Linked DNA regions of Homo sapiens: regions 1, 2 and 4 are each linked to region 3. A link is a contact called in ENCODE Hi-C or POLR2A ChIA-PET data. All regions are on one chromosome and are shown on one strand. Each heading gives the region's core, a stretch centred on a gene start or an enhancer-like site at or near the end of the contact. The rest is flanking DNA. Distances are from core to core; before and after follow the strand shown.

What was found. A loop is a pair of places that touch in the nucleus more often than their neighbours do. ChIA-PET counts read pairs that join two places held with the same protein, here RNA polymerase II (POLR2A). Pooled maps may share reads with other maps.
Region 1: a loop to region 3 is called in a pooled map, with 3 times the contacts of the local background. The contact joins the promoter of GNG2 here to the promoter of RPS29 in region 3. A Hi-C loop is called at or near these places in 2 of 37 single-sample maps with no recorded cell type and 7 of 50 pooled maps. POLR2A ChIA-PET finds 5 or more read pairs at or near these places in 2 of 52 experiments (activated CD4-positive, alpha-beta T cell and activated CD4-positive, alpha-beta memory T cell).
Region 2: a loop to region 3 is called in a map of naive thymus-derived CD4-positive, alpha-beta T cell, with 4 times the contacts of the local background. The contact joins the promoter of RTRAF here to the promoter of RPS29 in region 3. A Hi-C loop is called at or near these places in 1 of 168 maps with a recorded cell type or tissue (naive thymus-derived CD4-positive, alpha-beta T cell), 1 of 37 single-sample maps with no recorded cell type and 7 of 50 pooled maps. POLR2A ChIA-PET finds 5 or more read pairs at or near these places in 2 of 52 experiments (activated CD4-positive, alpha-beta T cell and activated T-cell).
Region 4: a loop to region 3 is called in a pooled map, with 6 times the contacts of the local background. The contact joins the promoter of PTGER2 here to the promoter of RPS29 in region 3. A Hi-C loop is called at or near these places in 2 of 37 single-sample maps with no recorded cell type and 5 of 50 pooled maps.

Annotation. Positions count from the first base shown.
Region 1 is chr14:51,857,613-51,862,141 of GRCh38, reverse strand. GNG2 (G protein subunit gamma 2) reads right to left here and starts at 1,530. Exons shown (of 4, transcript NM_053064.5): 1 at 1,352-1,530. RefSeq lists enhancers at 1,414-1,623, 1,410-1,911 and a silencer at 1,964-2,043.
Region 2 is chr14:51,986,459-51,991,072 of GRCh38, reverse strand. RTRAF (RNA transcription, translation and transport factor) reads right to left here and starts at 1,527. Exons shown (of 8, transcript NM_016039.3): 1 at 1,373-1,527. The coding sequence starts at 1,433. LOC105370497 (a long non-coding RNA gene) reads left to right here and starts at 489. Exons shown (of 3, transcript XR_007064166.1): 1 at 489-554; 2 at 2,384-3,910. RefSeq lists enhancers at 1,048-1,107, 1,448-1,742.
Region 3 is chr14:49,584,422-49,589,150 of GRCh38, reverse strand. It overlaps RPS29 (ribosomal protein S29), which reads left to right and starts at 2,771. Exons shown (of 3, transcript NM_001032.5): 1 at 2,771-2,866; 2 at 3,102-3,201. The coding sequence starts at 2,805. It also overlaps RN7SL1. RefSeq lists enhancers at 2,211-2,720, 2,593-3,092, 3,691-3,740.
Region 4 is chr14:52,312,247-52,316,886 of GRCh38, reverse strand. It overlaps PTGER2 (prostaglandin E receptor 2), which reads right to left and starts at 2,575. Exons shown (of 2, transcript NM_000956.4): 1 at 1,496-2,575. The coding sequence starts at 2,338. RefSeq lists enhancers at 1,681-1,820, 1,841-1,990, 2,225-2,784, 2,785-3,345 and a silencer at 2,511-2,620.

The sequences.
Region 1 (4,529 bases), core at 281-2,780, 2.3 Mb before region 3:
TGAGAAGCCATATCGATTTCATAAAGATAGCATTAAAAATAGCCCTATAGCTCTTAACAAGTGAGAACGATGATAAAGGAGGAGGCATATACATACATACACTCTCAACTAGCATATTTGGTATCTAAGAACCTATGTTTCAAGAATCTGTGAGTGTCAAAATATTGACTTTTTTTAAATTTTTACTCCACTATAAGCAGTTTTTTCTCTTTCTTTTGAAAAATTATCTCCTTTCATTATAGAAACTCTAGAAGAAAAACCCTTTTATCAATGACTACTTACTGCTTAACTGTACTTTCTGTTGAAGATTAAAAAAGCTTAATTCTTTAAATCGTGCTGCATGAGGGTATTAAACTCCCTAATATATCCTGTCAGAGGAATCTCACAATCTCAGTTCTCATCTGCTAGACCTATTTAGTGTACTTTTACATATCATTCATAAATATGAACAAGTCATAGACCCAGGCTCTCATTAAGAACATCCTTTGCTCAAGAAAATCAAAGAATAAAAATCATGTTCTGGTTTTACTACTTCAGTCTATCTACCAGATATTCGCGTAAGGAAACAACCCAGCTGCACTTTTTTATTTTGTCCCTCACCGAGGCTAACATGCACCTTGACCTAGAGGTGAATAAAATGCATATAAACATAAAATCCATGCATATGCTAGTATCTGATTCTGGACAAGTTACTGGCCTTAAACCCGCCACGCTCCTTTGAACAAGGATGCAACTTTAGGATAAGACCTACTGGCAAATGATAGCTGTGTCTGAGGTTATCCTGAAAGCAGCTGCACAAGCTGAGGGAGGAAGACACTGTTTTTTAATGGTAAATACTGCCCCTCACATACGCAATTCAAGCCTTTGTTGGCAAAATCTAAGTACAAAAGAATTTAACTCCCCCAAAAGCCAAATCACAGCCATTATTTTTGCAAAACAGAAGATATCCCAGTGCAATGTGTAAGAAAGAGAATGCAATTAATATTTTACACCACTCACTCCCCTAAAACAAGGGGACTGCCGGGCTCCGATGACCAGACCACAGCTTCACAGCCCCAGATGGATTTCGACTCAGCCCTGGTTTTCCTCCGAGAGAACTATACAAACAGCTTCTTGTATTTAGCATGTTGGCCTGTTTAGTCATCAAATCTAAGCACTGATGATGAGGTTTTTTTAAATCAAATGTGTCATAAATGTGGTTATTCTCAAAGACCCTTCCAAAAGAATCTAATCATTTCCCCTAGTCCTGAAGCGATGTCTCTATCATCCCTTAGAAATCGGACCTTAAAACCACAAGCGACGGTCGTTTTTCTCAATTAAAAACGAGCAACATGGAAAACGTTTCATTTACCTTAGCTCCCGAGGCTTGGTCCGAGGAGCGTGGTTTTCCCCTCTCCGGAGCTGATCTGTGCAGGCGAGCTCCGGCGCAGCCCAGCCCAGCCCAGCCCAGCCCAGCAGTAGTAGGAGTTGCCCACGGAGCGCGGCGGCAGCGTTGTGAGTATGTGTAGCAGCGGCTGCAGCCCAGGGACTAGTCCCCACCCAGCTTTGTCTTCAATCAACGTTCTTTCTACAGGAAGCAGCGCATCTCCCACTTCCTCCTCTTCTTGGTAGCTGTTAGCGGCTTGCTTCTTTTCCCTCTCATTTCCATTTCAGGGCTTACTCTGGTGGTTTTGTCTGCTCCTGGGCTGCTGACAGTGATTTGACTTTAATCCCCCTTCTCCCTTTGTTCAAGTCCCTCTGGTGCTGTCTGTTCCTTCCTTCCCCTTTTCTCATCCCCCCACGGTCACCTCCACGACAGCTTCCACACACTGCTCAGTCGGCCCCCTTCCTGGCACACTGCCTGCTTTTTTAGCCTGAACCTGGCTTGTTGCTATTGTTGTTCTTGCTGTTGTTGTTTCTACTGCTGCTGCTGTTTTTTTTTGGGTCAACATCCCCTGGCCAGGTTCTGGCCCCCGAGATCCCACACCAGCCTCCACTGTTCCTCCTGATTTACTGTGGTCCCCATCAAGCCAGCTAGCTGGGAGCTTGCAGCTTGCAGCTTGCAGCTTCTCACTGCAGCATTTTTCTCTGTGGCCAACATTTCAGAGGCTTCATTTCTCCAAGGTCCCACTACCACTGAGATCTTACTTAACCCACATGCTCAGAAAAGAATGGCCCTGATAAGTATTCTTATGGGGCACGGGAACTAAACCAAGTTGGCAATGCTACCTATAGGCCTAATAGTGAGGACTATTCCCAAAAGATTCTCATAGATGGGAAGGAATGAGGTGGTGCTGAATGCTGCACATTCCCAACAGAGAAACTGAATACTCCTCTCCCCATTCCACACACACTAGTAGGGCTGAAGGACCCTCATGATCCTCCAGTCCCTTCCCTTCATCTTAGGAGGTAATATCGTAGAACCCACCAGGGTAGAGCCTGCAAGCTGTCTCTGTCTGCCAGAATTTCAATCCAAATTGCCATTAATGACTGTATGAACTTGGGCAAATTATTTAACATCTATGTGCCTCAGTTTCCTCATCTGCAAAACATAGTTGATGATAGTCATGCTCTACATTGGAAATATGAGGATTAAATGAGATGGTATACAAGGTGCTAATAATAGTTCTGGGGATATAGGACGTATTCGGCACATATTAACTCTTATTATTTTTAGAGGATGTTGGGCCTCACATTCAGCAAGTGATTTCGCCAGTCAGCAGCCGAACCCTCACCAGTACTTGGTTTTCCAATTCCTCACTATTAGTATGTTCACAATTGAGCCCAGATGCTTTAATAACAATTTATTCAACGTGTGAGTCATTCTCCCCCTAGTACTAACACAAGGTACTTTGGGGAAGCTACAGATTAAACATGAGATGGGGGAAGGGGAATCCTGTTCTAGTGTCCAGGCAACATTATGGAGTTAAAAACAAAAACAACAACAACAAAAAACACCTCTTCTCAGGAATCAGTGCCTGGAAAGCTAATCTTGCCAGGAAACAGTTAATTCCCCAACTCCTCCTTTTTAATCCAGTTTTGCCTTAATCCTCCAGCAAGTAAACTAACAGGAAATGTTAGAAATCTAGGACTGATGGAGAATAACTCTCCAGTTGAGCCTTCCAAACACATCGTGAGGACCACAGCACGTTAACCTAGAAGGTACAGAATTTAATTTCTATGAAATGTTCTGAGACAGTCCCAAAACACCCTTTGTTTTGATTTGAACAGTTTGCTTATTTTTTCAAGGAAATCTTTCATCAAAAAGGACCCTGATGTCAACTCACTCACACCTGAAAATTACAAAATGGATTGATTTAAGATTGAAAATGAGCAACTAGCTTTGATCCACCAGCAGATAGAAATGCAGTAGTGAGAGGGATTGGGCATGAATCCACCAACATGTGAGTTATCTCCAAACCAGGAACCCTTGTGCCAAAGGTTACCAGGAACTTTTAAATGTAAATTTAAATATGCATGATGCCAAGTCTAAGAAAAATGAGAAGCATGTTATTAATGGTTGGAAACAAGACTATGGTTAATTTTAGACAAGTAGGTTCTGGCATAAACTCTAGATTCAAGTACAGTAATTTTTTGTGTCTTTTTGTTTCTAACTCTCTCTCAACCATCCTCCGATGGTTGGTATTTATATTTAAGCCTATATAGGTTGGTATTTATACTTAAGCCTATATAGGAAAACCTCTTTCAAACAATAAAATCTCTAGGAATTTTGCCTGCTGCCTTTTAATTAGTTCTTCCATCTCTGGCCCTTATAAAACTCACAGTAGGTTAATCGCCAGTGTTGGGAGGTGCCAACAAAACTCTATACAAAGCTAAAAACTAGATTTTAAGACCTCTCTTTCATTAATACCTCATTGCTTTTCAACTGGTCCTAATAGCCTCTTTTTCAGGAGAGAAAAGTAAAGTGTGGGGGTATAGCTTGGCCAGGATAGATTAATCCAGTTTAGAGCTCTTAACACAAGTTTGCATACCAAGTTTGCAAAGTGTTAATTTCTTAGGAAAATGACATCTCGCCATTAATAGTTTATGCATCAATTGCTAACCATGAGCCTATCCCAGTACATTTTATCACTGGGTAAAACAAAGTCTGTAAAATACTCTAACATTCATGCATGGCCTATTTGCAGGCATTAATACCTTGTATTTCTTACATCTACTGGTAGCGGAGGTTGGGTAATGAGGAGGACATAATTTTGGCCTGATGTCTCTCCTATGTTATTGAGCTTTCTAGCTGGATGTTCCTTGGAGTTATGTTTAATAATCCCCAAATTATGTACTATACCTTCATCCAAAGCCTGTTCCTCTTTCTATATTCTCCATTTCATTTAATGAGGAATACAAACCAGTTGCCCACATCAGGAATATAAGAATAATCCCAAAACCTTTTATCTTTGTTATCCCAATCTGATTTAAAGTTCCTCTTCCTTTCCTTCTCACCACCAAACTATCTCCTTGCCCAAACCCCTCCTCTCTCTTCCTCTTGCCACTGTCTTATTTTACAAATGCTTTGGTTTTTTCTGTGCAATTAC
Region 2 (4,614 bases), core at 278-2,777, 2.4 Mb before region 3:
TCTGTGCCTCAGACTCTTCAGCTACAAAATGAGGGTGCTAATAGAACTTACCTCATAGAGTTATGAAGATTAAAAGAAGTTGTTTTATTTAAGAAGTTTCTTAAATAAAATAAATACGGATAAAAACAGTGCCTGGCACATAGTTTTGCTATTTAAGTGTTACATATTAATATTCCAGTTCCTTTGCGGACAGAAAGGGGAAGGAGGGCAAGGTTAAATTTATAGCAAAGTAATAAAGTAAAATATACAACAAAATAATAAGTAAAAGAAATTAAATGACAAAAAAGACACTGTGACAACTGTTGTCATGGAATGTTAACTGCACATTAAGTGCATAATTGTTTCGTTTAATCCTCCCCATACCTCTTTTGAGGTAGGTAATATCCCATTTTACAGATAAGAACATTGAGACTCAAAGATTCCAATCCAGAACAAGGCTCTATTGTCACTGATACTTTTTTGTTAAAGTAGAAAAACAATAGATTATAATTTGATATGCTTCTACAGGCGATCAACAAAACACTGTCATCCTGCTTAGAAATTATTTTCAATTTGTGAGTCAAATTCAAGCTTCCATTATAAGGTCTTGAGAATTACACAGTGGTCTGAGTATCACAAGTTATACTTGATCACTTTCAAACTTACCAGTCTATCACAGGCCACAACTATACAAAGGAAACGAGTAGTGGTGGGTAGCAGTTTAGTTACAGTGAGTAGCAACGTTATTACTTTTTAAAATTCTAATGCTGTAAAATCCCAAATACCTTTGTATTCACAATTCAACCTTCCCACTCATCTGCTATTAACTTTTTTGCAACACCACATAACACAACTAGCCCGTTACTACACGCGCTTACCCTCCCACTGTGATCGGTCCTGATTTCATTGTGTACTGTCTCAAACTGCTCAGTGGGTTCTGATTGCTTCCACCCCTCGTCCCTTTAGCTCCTGGCAGGCAGTGAACTAGTCTTCAAGTTACTCAGCACCTTCCTCAGAATCCAGCACCGCGCTGGCCCATAATTAGCAGGTGCTCAAGGTATCGCCTAATTACCCAGGGAACCATGGAGTTGAATAGTGAGTGAGAAAGACGAATGCTCTCCCTTTTATGTACAGAGAAGGTAGTTACGTGATGCTTGGAGTTAAGCAAGTGCAGAAAGTAACATGCCGAGACAGGAGTAGGTGAGAGGGCTTTAAAGGCGGGAAGGGGCGGCGAAGAGCCGAGGTACGTGGCGACCCAGAGGAGAGGGGCCCGGAGGCTGCCGGCGGAAACCAGGCCGCCGAGGGTCCCGACGGGGAGGTGGGGTGCGGGCACTGAGGCTGGGACCTCCGCCCAGGTCAGGGACACGCGGCCGGGCTGAGGCCGCCGCCTCACCTTTGCAGTTGAAGCCGGCGGGGTTGTGGTAGTCGAGAGCCGTCAACTTGCGTCGGAACATGGTCCCCGCTTCTCGCTCTGGTCCCCCGGGCCTCGGCCGGGAGAGAAGAAGCGAGGTGGAGCGGGAGGCGCAGGCACCGGCGACGCGGCGAGAGGGCGGGCAGGCGCTGAGTCGCTCCGAAATGACGGCGGCCTTCGCCAATCGTGGCTTAAAAGCGGTGGCCGCCGGCAAATGCCCACCAATCGCGGCTCCGGCTGGGGAGGCGGGGCCACGTCGGCGCACGTCGACGCTCAAATAAACTTTATTGTCAGCTTCCTGGTTGTACAATAGGCAGAAAACCACCGGGAAGCCACTTTCCTTTCTTTCTTGCTATAGCATGCAGAGAATAGTATATGTAGGCTTTTGGTATTCGCTGTACCTCCCGTTGGATTACAGAATTACTGTTTAGTGTTTTGAGTGCATTCATTCATTTTATTACTCCTCCTACATAACAGGTGCTCTTCTAACACTGGTAATACAAAGACTACAAAGCAAGGTCCCTATAGTAAGATGCTTTCAGACTAATTGGGAGTGATCCACAGGTAAACATACAATTGTTAATACGATGCGATCGTTCCAGATATCCTCAGCCAGAGTGAAATCTGAAGCCGAGATCGTCCCTCACTCCCCCTCACCCTCGGTCACAGCATCCAGTAGGTCACCAATTCCTGCCATTCTGTCTCTCCTAACTCTCAAATCCCTCACCTCCTTTCGGACCCCACTGATACAGCCACAGATCAGATCCTCATCACTTTTGCTTACTCTAATTATCTGATTGATTTCTTAGGGCCAGTCCTGCGTTCTCCAAACCATTCCTCCATACAGCGATGAGAGAGATTTTTCTAAAGCAAAAACCTGTACATAACTTTCTCTGCTTATGTTTTAGTGGTTCCTGGTTACCCCCTAGAAATAATCAAAACTCCTTATTGTATTTAAGATCTTTCCTGATCCAGTCTCTACTTGCTTTTCAGACAGTGGAGAGAGAGCAGTGAACAAGACAGACCAGGCCCCTATTTTCATGGAGTTTAAAAGGCTAATGAGGGAAACAATAAACAGATAAGTATAAACTAAGGCTTGAAGATGGTGAGGCATTCACCATGCAGTCAAAAGGGTAACCTAGTTTGAGGGAAGAGGATGTATAAAGGCAAGAAATGAGCAACAGCATGGCCCAGAGGGACTAGAGCTTATAGGGGCTGGAGGGTGAGAGGGAATGACAGCTGATAAGACTATAGACAAAGGCAGGGCTCTGATAAGGAAAAGCCTCTCATGGCAAGCTAAGGGGAGCTATTGAAATTCTTGGGGGTAAGCCAACTATGTACGTTTCATTTCATTTCATTAATTAAGATTTTAATTAAACACTTAGGATCTGAGGAGCATACAAATGAGTAAACTACAGTCTCTATTTTCAGGAAGTTTAAGTATAATGACAAATATAGATGTGTAAATAAATACTTATAATCTGGAGTTAGAAAGAGTAAGTGAATTACAAGAAATATAAAATGTACTACAAAGAAGTACAGGCCAGGTGCAGAAGCTCATGCCTGTAGTCCCAGCACTTTGGGAGGCTGAGGTGGGAGGATAGTTCAAGCCCAGGAGTTTGAGACCAGCCTAGGCAACATAGTGAGACTTTGTCTCTATTAAAACTAAAAAAAAAAAAAAAAGAAGAAAGAAAAATTAGCCTGGCATGCTCGTGTGTGCCTGTGGACCCAGCTACTCAGGAGGCTGAGGTGGGAGGATCACTTGAGCCTGCAAGGTTGAGGCTGCAGTGAGCCATGATCACACCAACCTGTGCAACATGTAAGACCCCATCTCAAAAATAATAATAATAAAAAGAAGTACAGAGGCTAGAATACAGCTTTAGTTTTAAGGGGGCACTGTAAGATAATCTGTATTTTTCAATTAAGGTGCTTATAGAGTGAATCAAGAAAATCAGTTCAAGAGTGTCTCATTTCCAACAAAATTTGATCAAAGATATGGCTATAATCTCATATTGTAGTGCATGCTAGTTGTATAATTAATGAAATACTAACCAAAAAATGAAAAAATGAACCAATCATGGAAGGGAAAATAATAAATACTTACATATAAATAATAAATTAAAAAGGGGGAAAAATACAATTGCAGACCATGAATTTCTTTAAAAAAATAAGGAAAAACATCTCTTACCATTTGTTTTCTGAAATTGACCTTTCAAGGCAAAAAATGAAGTTGTTTGCTCCTGGCCTAGTCTTTCCACTTCAGGGTCCCCATTGTCAGCAACTTAAGACTGTCCCTAGTCATCAGCCCCGGCCACCACCAGGAGTGGGGAGGTTGGAGGAAGATTCAGATGATGCAGAATGCTAAAGTGTCAGGGGATACTTGAGCAGGGGATAAAGCAAACTTTGGGAAAGAAGTATAAAATAAATATTAATCCATTTTTTATGTTAAAACCCAGTTATCTTTTTTTTTCTCTGAATTTGAAGGAGTTCTTTGACCTATTCTGAATGGAGTGTCCAACAGTAAGTGAATCTTACATAATTCCATTTCTGAAGACCAAGCCCTCTGTATACTTCAAGAAAAGGAAACCAACTTTTGTGTGTGTGTGTTTTCATAAGTACCCAGTGTTTAGCTCCCACTTATAAGTGAGAACCTGTGGTATTTGGTTGTCTGTTCCTGTGTTAATTTGCTTAGGATAACGGCCTCCAGCTGCATCCATATTGCTGCAAATTTGGACATAATATTTGTTCTTTTTATGGCTGCATAGTATTCCATGGGGTATATGTACCATATTTTCTTTATCCAGTCAGCCTCTGATGGGCATCTAGGTTGATTCCACGTCTTTGCTATTGTGAACAGTGCTGCAATGAACATGAGAATGCATGTGTCTTTTTGGTGGAAGGATCTGGAAATCAACTTTTATTATCAAATGACCTGAACTCCAATCTAATGGTTGATCATAGGTTTGACAGGCTATTAATTCATCTGTTGAATTGTTCAGTAAAGTGTTTAGAGTGTCAATTACATGCCAGGCAATCTTGTAGGCATTTTGGAGTCATCTGAGAGCTTAAACACAACAACCCTGACCTCAGGGAGCTTATCATTGGGCAAGGGAAGACAAACAGTACAATAATAAATAAATACATTATTTACTATTCAGAAGGTTCTAAGTACTATAGGAAAATTATAACAAGGTAAGGGGGGCAACAAATAGCGGTGGGGATAT
Region 3 (4,729 bases), core at 1,522-4,021:
GAGGTCGAGGCGGGCGGATCATGAGGTCAGGAGATCGAGACCATCCTGGCTAACAGGGTGAAACCCTGTCTCTACTAAAAATACAAAAAGAAATTAGCCGGGCATGGTGGCGGGCGCTGTAGTCCCAGCTACTCGGGAGGCTGAGGCAGGAGAATGGCGTGAACCCGGGAGGCGGAGCTTGCAGTGGGCCGAGATCGCACCACTACACTCCAGCCTGGGTCACAGAGCGAGACTCCAGACTCCGTCTCAAAAAAAAAAAAAAAAAAAAAAAAAAGGACTCAGAAACTGTAAGAAGACTACAGGATTAAGATAAAAGCTCTTAGGCCGGGCGTGGTGGCTCACTCCTGTAATCCCAGCAGTTTGGGAGGCTGAGGTGGGTGGATTACTCGAGGTCAGGACTTCGAGACCAGCCTAGCCAACATGGTGAAACCCCATCTCTACCAAAAATGTAAAAAATTAGACGGGTGTGGTGGCACGTGCCTGTAATTTCAGCAACTCGGGAGGCTGAGGCAGGAGAATCCCTTGAACCCAGGAGGTGCAGGTTGCAGTTAGCCAAGATGGTGCCATTGCACTCCAGCCTGGGCGACAGAGTGAGACTCCGTCTCAAAAAAAAAGGAAAAAAAACAAAACAAAACATAAAAGCTCTTGATAAACACCGAGTTAAAATGAACTTTTAAAGCTGTGTTCTCAGTTTGTTGAAAAAGAAATGGATAATTTCATGGTTTGGGATAGATGGTGTCACATTATCTTAAAACTGAAAGGAAGTACGACGTCTTAGCTGCACTTTTGCAATATCTCTATCAAAGAGAATAATGTATAGACTAGAATAAGTATTAAGAATTACTTAAGTATTCAGATTAAGATTGTTGAAGTGCAACTAATTGCTTCTCATTTGTCTTTTTTTCTCTCCTAAATGAATTCACTTCTTTAGGCCCAAAGGCTTATATATCAGAGTACTAAAAATATTAATGGAATTGATCTCAGAACCACTGTAATGTTTTAAATATTGTGGAGACCAACTAGAAGAGGCCTAAGAAAGTGTGGACAAATGTTAGATTAGCTTTTGAGAGGCAAATGGCTTTTGGAAACCACACATTAGTGACTGATATAAATTATAGGAAAGTTGTAAAAGCTTGACATTGGATCTTGCCCAATGAGGCTTTAAAATAAAATACCTTTTCATTCCTATCACTAGGCCTTTTGTCCATCTTCTATTCTAGTTACACAAAGTTGTTCACCTTACCTTGGCTCAAGCGCTTCCTTTCACCAGGCATTCCCTTCTGTCAAGTGCTGCCTGTAGAAATCCCATTCTTCAAGGTCTACCTCAAAGGTCTCTCAAATGTACCTCGAACTGGAATTAATTTCTCTTCTTGGCTCCTTTCGTACTTCATGAGCACACCCATGATTTAATACAGAATATTTTCCTTAGCTGTACATATGTTGTTGGTGCACAAACGTTGTATGTTGAAGTCTTGGAGATAATCCTGTTTCCCACAGATTAGAAAATTTTGAGGGCAAGGAGCAAGTTATATCTAGTTTACAAATCTCTGACTCCCCTCCTTCCTTAATCATATAATACAATGCCTAACTTAATGATTGGGTAGGGGGACCCCACTAGAACCCTGACATAACATACCTTAAAGAAGTGTTGTATTTCAATTTATAAAAGTTTATATGTAAAAGTTTCTGGAATTGTTGCACCCTGTGCTACATTTTATAAATCTAGTTAAAGCTTTGATTTCAGAGCAGTTTTATCTGGAGGCATTATAAATGACCATATGGAATGTAGGTATCTTTCAGCAGAAATTCGTTTATTGACATTGGTTTTTTGCATTTTTGCATTTGCTTTTCATTACTTGTTTTGTCACCAAATTATCTGGTCAAAGCAACATACACTGCACATTACTTGTTTATTACTTTACATTCAGCCAATTACATTTAAGAATCAAATACACTAAATGCCAAAGAATCTCATTTTTTTTTGGAATGGTGTAGGTGTATTTCTTGGAGGAGTGTGTCAAAAAAATAAATTTGAAAACGTACTCTCTTTAACAAAATAAAAGCAAACCCTACCGTTGACTCGTGATCATTACAGCTGATTTTAAGTTGTTTTGTAAATTTATTCCAGTAGGTGTCACTGGTGAGTCGAGGAAAAACTCCTTTCCCAAGTGTAACGTTTTAATTAAAAGAAAGTAAAAGGTTTAATCAATAAAAAAGACTATGAGAATATTCATCTCTTGAGAGTCCAAAATTAACGTATTTATTGTTCAAAAGAGACGGGGTCTCGCTATGTTGCCCAGGCTGGAGTGCAGTGGCTATTCACAGGCGCGATCCCACTACTGATCAGCACGGGAGTTTTGACCTGCTCCGTTTCCGACCTGGGCCGGTTCACCCCTCCTTAGGCAACCTGGTGGTCCCCCGCTCCCGGGAGGTCACCATATTGATGCCGAACTTAGTGCGGACACCCGATCGGCATAGCGCACTACAGCCCAGAACTCCTGGACTCAAGCGATCCTCCAGCCTCAGCCTCCCGAGTAGCTGGGACTACAGGCACGCGCCACCGCGCCCGGCGGTCGGATACCGGCGCAGAATAGCACTAGAAGCTGTGGTATGGTGACGTCATCAACTGGGCCAGCCCACAACGCCTCTAAGATTTCATTTTACTCACCCAGCGAAACAACCTGACCACACTGCGCACGCGTTTCCTTTGAGCACTGCATTCTGGGTAAACTGTCTCAAAAATTTGAAGAGCGCATGCGTGGGCCAGCTTCTTCCTTTTACCTCGTTGCACTGCTGAGAGCAAGATGGGTCACCAGCAGCTGTACTGGAGCCACCCGCGAAAATTCGGCCAGGGTTCTCGCTCTTGGTGAGAAATAGTTTGTGATTTTGGGGAAGCGTTGCCGTGGAGCGCTAGGCTGCTTAAAATCTCAAGTAGAGGAGGCCACGGGCGGCACGAGGGAGCACGCCGACTGGGAGTCGCTGGTGCCGCCATTACAGGCCTGTACTGTGGCTTGGGAGTCCCGGGATGCGGGTAGTAGCCGTCTGAGTGCGGAGTCTTGTAATTTCTATGACCTGCAAAACCGCTGTCTCTTTTCTTACAGTCGTGTCTGTTCAAACCGGCACGGTCTGATCCGGAAATATGGCCTCAATATGTGCCGCCAGTGTTTCCGTCAGTACGCGAAGGATATCGGTTTCATTAAGGTAGGCGTCTGCAGGCGTACTCCATGTTGTTTGGGCAGAGAAGGTTGTGGGGGTTATTTTTTCCGCGAAAGACAAACGGACAGATCTTCCCTGGAGTGGTAATTCTGAGCATTCGACCAAGAGCTTTTCCTCTTTTTTTAGTTGGTAGCTGGTGACAGTGTTGATGGTTTGGGCAATCAAATTAATAGAATGGAGAAGGTGAAGGACTTAGTCTTTCCTACTCCCTTTTTTACCTAGATAGCTTAGCCAGTTTTAGGTGCCGTGTATTGTGTTTGGTGAAATTCACTTTAGAGAAGCCACTAAAATTGTTTTACATTTGTTTCATTTATCAATCTTGTAAGTACCTATTCTCTTTTTTTTTTTTTTAGAGATAGGGTCTCCCTCTGTCGCCCAGGTTGAAGTGCAGTGGCGTTGTTACGGCTCACTGCAGCCTCGAACTCCTCCTGGTCTCAGGCGATCCTCTTGCCTTGGCGTCCCGAGTAGCTGGGACTAAAGGCTCTTGCCACCACGCGCGGCTGTACCTAGATATTTTCTAACCAAATATATGTATTAACCGCTGACCCCAAGTTTTTTTTTTTTTTTTTTTGAGTCGGAGTCGCACTCACCCAACCTGGAGTGCGATGGCGTGATCTCCGCTCAGTGCAACCTCCGCCTCCCCGGTTCAAGCGATTCTCCTGCCTCAGCCTCCTGAATAGCTGGGATTACAGGCGCCTGCCACCATGTCCGGCTAATTTTTTTATTTTTAGTAGAGACGGGGTTTTACCATGTTGGTCAGGCTGGTCTCGAACTGCTGACCTCGTGATCCGCCTGCTTCGGCCTCCCAAAGTGCTGAGATTACAGGCGTGAGCCACCGCGCCCGGCCAACCCAAAATGTTTGAAAGCGTCATACACTGGAATGAACTTAAAGTTTGGGGCCGGAAAGACATTGTTAAGATTCAGCAAACAATGGTCTGCCATTTAGTGCTTCTATCTCTTGATCATCTTAGTCAAGCTAGTGTTTATATGAAACTTTTGACTGTGAAACTTTTGGCTTCTGAAAATCTTTTAAATAGTAGTTTGGGTTTTTTTTTTTAAGGTGAAAACGAATTTATTATTGGCTCTTTGAGATAAAAATCACCAGCTTTCTGATCAATTATTTTGTATTGGATAGTACTGTTCTATAATGATGTAAATTTTTTTTTTTGTTTTGAAATTGGGTCTCCCTCTGTTTCCCAGGCTGGAGTGCAGTGGCGTGATCTCAGCTCACTAGCCTCCCCCTCCCGGATTCAAGCGATTCTCCTGTCTCAGCCTCCCTAGTACCTGGGATTACAGGCGTCTGCCACCACGCCCGGCCTATTTTTATTATTTTGTGGAGATGGGATTTCACCATGTTGGCCAAGCTGGTCTTGAGGTCCTGACCTCAGGAGATGGGCCTGCCTTGACCCCTCAGAGTGCTGGGATTACAGGCGTGATCCACGGCGCCCTGTCTGTTGTAAATTGTTAATATGAATACTGCAGTGCAGCAGGGACAGAGAAAGTACGTTTAAAC
Region 4 (4,640 bases), core at 1,326-3,825, 2.7 Mb before region 3:
AGCCTCCCACAGTCCGACTTCATTTTATAAGAGGGCGTCTTTGAATATTCTATCTCATTCCCTCAAAGTGTAACCAATTCAGAACAGTTTCTGCCCTGACAGAGGATGGGGTAGAAGGGTGAGGACAGTGGGGACCAGGGAGAAGAGAACGTAGCTAAGGGAGTTAACTGGGCTGGGGAGGAGAGAATCATATTCAGACCTTTGGGACCCTGTGTCCCTTCCCATCCCTGAGGATGAGCACATGAAGATGTAAGAAGCAGTAATGGAGGCAGGAGATAGGATAAAGTTACTTCTCCTCCAGCTTTTACAGGTCAGACCTGTTAATAGTAGGCACTGCCCATCTCTTTTCTCCAAGATTGTGGCAGGTGGAAGTCACTATTAACTGCTTTGATGCTGCAGCATCAGTCTTGCTCTTCTGAAGATTAGGAAGTGGAGTTGCCACAACTCCCAATTCCTAGCCCCCGTAAGAGGCCAGCACATTCTCGGACATATTCCAGGCTCAGCTAAAACGTTACACTTGAGGAGACTTGAACTCACAGCCTCATATCATTTAGCAGTTAGTTAGCATCAAATAACTGCTAAAGTTGCCCCAAATCAAGGCAGCACGATGCCAGGACTTGGTCTCTTGTCCTTCAGTTCCCCAGGTAGCCCCACTCTTCCCTTCCTGAGAGGGACCAGCCATTCCTGCCTGTGGCTTTGTGCTCATCAAGTGCATAACTGTAAGCTGAAGGACACCTGTGTGTATTTCTGACAGTGACATTAAGAGCGTGTTTTGCAAGATATTACAAATGCTTAGCAAGATGTTCCTCCAAGTATTTCCTCTAGTTATCATTATGGTTTTATAAACTTTCATGGCCACAAAGAGTTACATTCAAATATATAAATTGGGAAACCTATAAACTAGATGTTTGTTGGACTTTTAGGACAAATAACAAATGCTCTAAACTTCTGCTTCAGGGACCCTTCTCATCTGGGACCATTTTCAATGGCAGCTGGAATGCTATGGGTTGGGTACTACATTTTGCCCTGGCAGGAACAGAAGGCAAGCATGGAGAACCAGCACCAGTGGATGAGAGGTACAGGGCAGCAAACTGCAGCTCCAGGTCGTCAGGCTGGAACAGTGACAGCCATCCTAAGGTGGAAGGGGCTGCCTCTTTCTCAATTACTAAGCCAAGATAGGCAACAGCGAGAAAGGGACACTGCCCAGGGCTAGGATGAGGAGATTGGCTAGCTTAGCTGAGGCCCAGGACTCCCTTTCGGACGGTCTGTATTATTGTATAAGAAACTCTAGCCTAGCAACGCCCATAAGCCAGGATAAGGAAGTGGGCTAAAGAGGAGGGGAAACTAGTGGGGAAGGCTACAGATCTTTACAAATTAGGACATATTTTTACAAGTTGCAAAAAGTTTGTAGGGCGGTGGAAAGGGTGGAGGCGTCAGGGGAGAGCATGAGAAGGCTGAGCAGAGCCGGGCTGTGGAAACGTAGGGAGTGACTTACCGTGAAAGGCAAGGAGCAGACGGCGAAGGTGATGGTCATGATAGCCAGGAGAATGAGGTGGTCCGTCTCCTCCGCCATGGACACCCTTTCCCCTCTCCTGCGGGCCCCGGGGCCGCCCCGGCCACTGCCCAGGGAAGGTCCGCAGCGGCTTCTCCGGCTTCGGCGGTGCATGCGGATGAGGTTGAGAATGACACTGAAGTTGCAGGCGAGCACCGAGACAATGAGAAGCAGCAGCAGGGTGGCGTACAGCTGCAGGTAAGCGGTCCGCCCGTGCCGGATGAAGCACCAGGTCCCGGGGCAGTACTGGACGTACTGCCCATAGTCCAGCAGCGGCAGCGAGCAGAAGAGCAGGGAGACTGCATAGATGACAGGCAGCACGGCCAGGCCCCCGGAGCGCGAGACGCGGCGCTGGTAGAAGTAGGGGTGCCCGATCGAGAGGTAGCGCTCCAGGGCCATGGCGAAGAGCATGAGCATCGTGGCCAGGCTGAAGAAGGTCATGGCGAAAGCGAAGTAGGTGCACGCGCGGCTCTCGGGCGCCAGTGCCACCAGGGTCTGGTTCCGCGCGTACGAAGCCAGTACCACTGGGCTGATGAGGCAGGTCCCGAGCAGGTCGGTGAACACCAGCTCGGTCACCAGCACGTGGAACAAGGAGAGGGAGCTCCTGCGGCCGGCGCTGCACCCCACGTCCCCCCGCCAGCGGCGCGCCAGCAGCGCCAGTGCTATGAGGTTCCCCAGCACCCCGGCCGAGAACATGACGGAGCTGATGGCTGGGCTTTCGCCTGGGGGAAGCCACTGTCGCGTCTCGCAGTCCTCAGACTGGGAGTCATTGGAGGCATTGCCCATGGTGGGGTGCCTGGAAAAGAGATGCGCCCTCCTCTCCCGGCCTTTACCTGGGAGGAAGAGGGTCTGAGAGCCGGAGCGTTCCGAGACTCAGAGGAAAAAGGGGAGGGACCGAAATCCAGAGCCCCCTTCCCGCACCCAGCGCGCCGACGGCGGCTTGCCCTGGGTCTCCCGCCGCGCGCCGAGTGGCGGCTCGGCTGCTGCATCCGAGCGGCGCTCGAGGCTCCCGCGCCTACCCGCGCCGGCCAAGGCCGGGAGCCAGAGCCTAGGGGAGCCGTCGTCTCCGCCCCCGCACTGTCGGGGGGCGGGCCCAAGAGTGCTGGCCAGGCCTTGCAAGTGCGAGTGTCCGCGAGCTGCAGGGGAGGCAGGACGCGTCACACTCGCGGGGGCGTTCCGAGTCCCTGGGGCGCGCCGGCGGGGAGGGAGAGAAGGAGTCTGAGCACCCGCTGGGCGCGGCACTGGGCAGAGGCGCGCGTGTTGCCGGTGTACTGAAGCTGCCCGCGACCGGCGGGAGCGGCGTTTCTCGCTTCCTCGGGGTCCGGTACTCGAAGCGCACGGCAGTCTGACCTCGGCTGGGAAGCGTTAAGCCCCAGCAGAGGGCTGGGAGGGAGTGCAGGAGCACTTGCGGGGTCTGCGCAGAATACACAGAAGATCGGGGCAACGAGCAAAGCAAAGCAACTCACCAAACAATGAAGTTAGGAGAACCCAATCCCGTGAAATGAGCGGAACAAGGGAATAACAGTGCAAAGGCAGCTTGAAGTAAGACCAGAATGTTTTGCTTTGTTTTTACTATTCCCAGGAAGATACACTAAGAGGTTGGGACAAAAATTGGGATGAAGCGTAAAGCAAGTGTGTCCATCCAAGGAACCAAACCACACAATGCGCACCACCGAGCGGCCTGTTGCACTGCCGCTTTGATTCGGTTACTAGCATTTCACCGTTTCCTATGTCAACAGCATAACGGATAACCACTTGTTTAAGCAACCATTAAAAAAAGAGGAGTGTGTCTTATACAGAATTGTGTTTGTGGATACAACATGAAAACCATTGCACATCACTGTTCTGTCCTTAAGCTGAGCCTTGTAAGAAAATGTTGATATTTTGTTTAGCCGTTTATCTTTACATGTTGTTAACCACGTAGTATCCATCCAGAAAGACTTGTTCCTGGCAAAGTGTATTGGTAAGTGGCCAGTTTCAGACTGGAGCTGACAGTAATGGTTTCCTACCACATATTGTCATAATTGCAGAGTCGTGAAAATGGGCTGATATTTAACACAAAACAAAACAAAACAAAATCCAGTTTGGCAGACAACATAGGTAATTGTGTTCTGTAAGAAGTCACATTCACTTGGGGAAGGGAGGCCAACTGGGAAGTGAAGGGTCTGATCTGCCTAGGGAACTGGCAAGAAAGACAGTCATAACGTGGGAGGAAGCAAAGATTGCCTGCTGAAGAGCCTATCTTGCTACAGCCTGCTTACTCTCCATGAATATTTTTTGCCAACTTTGATGATTCTGGCCTGGGGATTGGAATGCGGAGTTGGGGGGGGTGGTTCCCACTAGAACAAGCATAATTTACTGGATCGCTTGCAAAGTTTACAGGCCGGTTTTCACATGTCAGCAGGCACTACTTCAATCCCTAAACTTCTCATGGCATGGATTCCTAGGAAAGAGGATCTTAACTCCTACAGTTTTTCTTTCAAGCTGTAAACTCTGCAGGTCAGTAACAACTTATTACCAATCTTTGCCATCCATCTCTGACTATTCCCCTACTCCAACATTCCCCCATCTCACCCCAAGCAATGGGGAAACATCAAACTTAAATCAGAAGTATTTCTTAATAGGAAAACACTATGATTTATAGCATAATTCTGCACTGCAGTTTTACTATTAAATAAGGGATTTTAGATTCACTGAATTTGCACAGTGCTTATTTTCCGAATATTTTTATACCTTTTTAATTTTCATAAGGCCCCTCACAACAAAAACCTACTATTTAACCTTTCCTATATATTTGTCTCTAGCTTTTCTTTGGATGGGTACCTGGTGGCAGGCCGGCCCCTGGTTTTTGTGAATACGAGAGCAAGAGTGCAGTTGAAGATCCTCCCCCAGGCCCCTGCCCCCTTGTCTTCCTAACCCCTGACTCAGTCTTGCACCACAAGGAGTCTTGCACAGAAATATGTGGAGAGTATAGTTCAATATGTGGACAGTATAGTTCAATATGTGGACACTATAGTTGTTGATAACCAAGCTCTCTCCCCAAAGCCACCTTGGTCCTGGGAATATGCATCTCAAACATGCAAATGAC